Linked DNA regions of Homo sapiens: region 2 is linked to region 1. Evidence: chromatin loops called from intact Hi-C (ENCODE). Cell type or tissue: OCI-LY7. All regions are shown on one strand.

Region 1 (2,500 bases):
TTCCCTTTGTGGCTCATTGGCCAGAACGGAGCCTCTCCTTGGTGGCTGAGAAAGGGATTTTTTTTTCTTCGCTTATTTTTAGCCTCTGTAGTAAGAGAAATAGGCAAGGGAAAGAGGTTGAAATAGCTGTTGGGGAAGCTAGCCAGCAGCATCTGTCCCACATGCTCAGCACCTGCCACATATTAAGCATGTAAATATTTGTGGCGTGAGTGAATGAACGCATGGATGGGTAAATAGATGAATGGAGTGAGGCTAACATGCAAACTAGGCTCTTGTTCCCACCAGTTCATCTGAAACCTGCTGATCTACTTTCTGATGTTTGGACTCTGGATATTTTGTGTATATATCTTCACTTCCTTGCTGCATTATAAGGTTCTTGCAGGCAGGGCCTTTTTGTTTGTTTGTTGTTTGTTTGTTTGTTTTTTTGAGATGGGCAGTGGCACGATCTTGGCTTACTGCAACCTCTGCCTCACAGGTTCAAGCGATTCTCCAGGCAGGGACATTTTTATGTTTTTCCAGAGGACATTGTGTGTTGGGCACATAATCAATGCTTAGTATTAATTCACTGAAATACAGCAGAAAAGGGTTAAAAGAGATGCAGGAAGCCACAATCTAAATATGAATAGGCAATGCACTTCCTTTCAAAATTATATAGGACTAAGTAGAAAATACAAAACGTGTATATAATATCATCATTGTATGCTGCTTATCAGAATAATATTAATTTATAATTCCCATTATTGAAAAGGATGCAGGCTGCAGGGAATCACAAAAGAATATATTGGGAATTACAGTTAGAAATGATAGTAGCCATTCATTTTTAGTTGCAGTATGTTCCAGAAACTGAGCCAGGTATTTTAGGCACGCACTTTGGTTTAACTAAACCTCAGCACATAAACCTACATAGCAGGCATTATTTTTCCTCCAAGAGCATTCAGGTTAGGTGCTGGGGAGGGAAAAACTTCCACACGGAGTTCAACTGTGGCCAGTTTGCTTAAGGACTCACCCACCCACCTGCCTAGGATTAGCACAGCTGCTTCTCTGCACCTTTTGCGTGCTCCCTGAGGATTCCAGAGCTCTTAAAGACCTGCTATTTATCAATTCTAAGTACCAAACACACCCTTTAATTGGCTAAGGATTTAGCTGTAACCCACGCTTGAGGGAAAAAAAAAAAAACAAAAGCATGTCAAATGAAACTCACATATCCCAGGGCCTTAAAACATTTCCCACAGAACCTCTGGTGACAGGCTGTAAATTACAGTACAGGGTGTTCTGGGACCTGGGAGGGGCAGCAGAAGCTGAAGGGGTCCTTCCGCTCTGGTGGCTGGTGATGGAATTGCATCAGCAGGAGCAGTGCAGTTTACAGGAGTCACAAATACAGGTACACATAGGAGCTTTCAGTCTGCACGTCCTGAACAGTACTATTGGTGCTTTCTTCCTCGTCAGAGTTTTCTCTTGAACCTGGGAGGGACATGGCTTTTGGGGTTTTTTGGTTTCTTTGAGACAAAGTCTTGCTCTGTCGCCCAGGCTGGAGTGCAGCGGCACGATCTCGGCTCACTGCAACCTCCGCCTCCCGGGTTCAAGCAGTTCTCTTTCCTCAGCCTCCCAAGTAGCTGGACTACAGGCACACGCCACCACACGCCACCACGCCACAGGCACACTAATTTTTATATTTTTAGTACAGATGGGGTTTCACCATGTTGGCCAGGCTGGTCTCAAACTCCTGACCTCAAATGATCCGCCCACCTCAGCATCCCAAAGTGTTGGGATTATAGGTGTGAGCCACCGCGCCCGGCCAGGACATGGTTTTTTGCATGAGGAGAGAATCTCTTTCACTAAGTTTGTTAGGGAGAATGTTTATTGATTACCTGCTTCTTTCCCTAGCCATTTAATACTGGGTGAACAAGTGCATTCAATCCTGAAGTCACAAGATCCTCCACCCCTAAAATCTCATTCCGCAAATGTGCTGTCCGAGCCGGATACCCATTTCATCTTTGAGATAATTTCATATTTCAGAACACCATTTAAGTGGCAGTTGCTCCTGTCCTGGCTTCCATGGAAAGCTGTTGAGATCTGTTCTCTGCATAAGTGATTGCAGAACTTTTCTGCAGTGTTTTATTATGGATATGACTGTCCCTCTTCCCTTAATTTTCCCCTCCCTCCAATTTTACTGATTTGCTCATTGTTGTTTTATGCCCTGCACATGAGCGTGTACGCATGCATAGGCACACACACACACGTGGTTGCAACTCTCAGCACACCAAGAGTCTAGAGCTTCGGCCCCATTTTTTATGGAGAACCACACAATTCTCTCTTTCTCTCTCTCTCTCTCTCTGTAGCCTTTTATCTTTAACATCATCTTTGGTAAGTGGCCCCCATGTTGCTCACATCTTTCATGGTCTGTCTGTATGTCCACCATTCCTAGACATAGACAAACTTGCTGGCAGGCAGCTCCCAACTTACCTAGCCCTGGATATGTTCAAAAGTCTATTGGGTATTT
Region 2 (2,500 bases), 280 kb after region 1:
TATCTAATCCAGCATAATGCCAGAAACTGAAGTTGTAGAAGTCTACTTATATACCTTAAGTCAAGCTATTTCCTGTCAAAGTGTTAAAATTTCAGCACATAGTCAGTGATTTAAGAAGTACATATGTAAAATTAAGAGATTTTATGTTTTTCATATTTAGTAAATACTATTTACTTCTTAGTAACTTAGATACAACTGGAATTGCCAAGGATAGGTCAGAGAATAACTAGAAAACCAGTCCACCTCTAAAATCAGCTTAAGAATAAGGGGTAGAGGCATCAAATAATAAAGGTTTACACTACTCAGTAAATTTCTTATATCTTATGTGTTTTTCTAATTTAATAATACAGTACTCATCATAACCATATGTGGAAAGGCTATTAATCCACAGATAAGAAAACAGAAACAGAGAAGTAATTTGTTTACACTGGGAAATGGTAGAGCTGGAATTTGAACTAGGGTAGCTCTAGAGCCTCACTTTGCGTTTTTTTTTTTTTTTTTTTTTTTTTTTTTGAGACAGAGTCTCCCTGTGTTGCCCAGGCTAGAGTGCAGTGGCGTGATCTCAGCTCACTGCAACCTCTGCCTCCCAGGTTCAAGTGATTCTCCTGCCTCAGCCTCCCAAGTAGCTGGGACTACAGGTGCCCTCCAACACACCCAGCTAATTTTTTTTTGTGTGTGTATTTTTAGTAGAGACGGGGTTTCACTATGTTGGCCAGGCTGATCTTGAACTCCTGACCTCGTGATCCACCCACTCGGTCTCCCAAAGGGCTGGGATTACAGGCATGAGCCACCATGCCCATCCAGAGCTCCATTTTTGATCACTTCACTGAACTGTATCCCACACAAAGATTTATCAAAATTGAGAATGCAATAGGATTTGTAATATTTTCATGTGGAGTCCATTAAAAATGAAAACAAATAAGTTATTCAAGATCCACAAATTAAAACTCTGTAAAGAAACAAAATTGAAACTATTTCTATATACATTGAAATTTGGCAAAACTGGTTTAAAACCAGACGCAAGTCTATTTTAAAATAATTTTCAATTAAGCAATTTCAGACTCTGAAGACATTTGAAAAACTTCCTAGAGAATACATTATGGTTGATTCCCCAAACATCCATTCTATATCAGTGCTTAACATTAGCCAACCAGCAAACAGAATCTTCTAGAGACTGTTCTAAGGATGTCTTCAGTCTTCCAATCAGATTGAAGGGAAGGACTTACATTCCAGAGTTAGGGAAGTTCTCCCTCTCCTATAAAAGGTTAACAGGAAAATAAATCATTCTGATTGCCTCTGGTGGTCATGAGAGGAATCAACCTTACTAGAACACACTAACTTTAGGATGAAGCCAATATTCAAAGTTGCAGAGTGGAGGGACAGGAAAAATCTAGATACATGAGAACATCGTTGTGTTGTTAAACACACTGTGTCTGGAGCAGGTTTATACTTTCATCTGTGAGAAAAAACGATTTCTTGTTCTTTAAGTCACTATGAGTTGGAGTTTTTTTGTTTTAACTTATAGACAAAAGCATTTGTTCTAACACATTAACCTCTGCTTAATTTCTCCTCAGGTCAATGGGAACTAATTTTTTTCCAAGGAGAATTTTCATTTTCAGTAGAAACAATTTTCAAATGTCTGCCAAAAACAACTTTTTTTTTTTTTTTTTTTTTGAGATGGAGTTTCGCTCTTGTTGCCCAGGCTGGAGTGCAATGGCATTATCTTGGCTCACTGTAACCTCTGTCTCCCGGTTCAAGCGATTCTCCTGCCTCAGCCCCCTGAATAGCTGAAATTACAGGCGCCAGCCACCACCCCTGGCTAATTTTTTGTATTTTTAGTAGAGATAGGGTTTTACCATGATGGCTAGGCTGGTCTCAAACTCCTAACCTCAGGTGATCCACCCGCCTTGGCCTCCCAAAGTACTGGGATTACATGCATGAGCCACTGTGCCCGGCTGCCAAAAACAACTTTTTTTTTTTTTTTTTTTGAGACAGAGTCTTGCTCTATCGCCTATGCTGGAGTGCAGTGGCGCTATCTCGACACATCGCAACCTTTGCTTCCTGAGTTCAAGTGATTCTCCTGCCTCAGCCTCCTGAGTAGCTGGGATTACAGGCACATGCCACCATGCCCGGCTAATTTTTTATATTTTTAGTGGAGATGGGGTTTCACTATGTTGGTCAGGCTGGTCTCGAACCCCTGACCTCAGGTGATCCACCCGCCTCAGCCTCCCAAAGTGCTGAGATTGCAAGCGTGAGCCACCGCGCCCGGCCAAAAACAACTTCTAATAGATCTTCAAAAACCAGGTGAGAAGGAATAGAGGAAGGAGAAAGAGTGCTTAGTATTACTACTGACAAACTCACTTCTCCTCATATTTTGGTGGCCTAAGATTACAGTGAAAGGTAAATTTTTTGTTTATAGTTGTAGAAAATGACAAGCTTTACATAACATTCTTTACGTTCTTTTTAAATTTTTCATCTAAGGTAAAAAGATACAGCTGCT

Evidence for each region. Peaks named below come from ENCODE experiments on the same cell type or tissue, not always from the same donor. Only the 100,000 strongest peaks of a DNase experiment are listed, where the experiment ranks them.
Region 2: a loop joins it to region 1, with 2.8 times the contacts of the local background. A loop is called at or near these places in 2 of 110 quality-filtered maps.

What each region holds. Positions count from the first base shown.
Region 1 is chr18:26,467,847-26,470,346 of GRCh38, reverse strand. The region is part of intron 3 of KCTD1 (potassium channel tetramerization domain containing 1); the gene reads left to right. Among named protein-coding and RNA genes, the nearest start is that of LINC01543, 46 kb to the right of the region's middle. RefSeq lists an enhancer at 1,206-1,265. In OCI-LY7, CTCF peaks have their summits at 1,089 and 1,288; DNase peaks (open chromatin) are centred at 186 and 1,306; H3K4me3 peaks cover 1,288 bases; H3K27ac peaks cover 1,307 bases.
Region 2 is chr18:26,184,262-26,186,761 of GRCh38, reverse strand. All of the region lies in intron 6 of PSMA8 (proteasome 20S subunit alpha 8), which reads right to left. Among named protein-coding and RNA genes, the nearest start is that of TAF4B, 41 kb to the left of the region's middle. In OCI-LY7, CTCF peaks have their summits at 1,084 and 1,285; a DNase peak (open chromatin) is centred at 1,343; H3K27ac peaks cover 198 bases.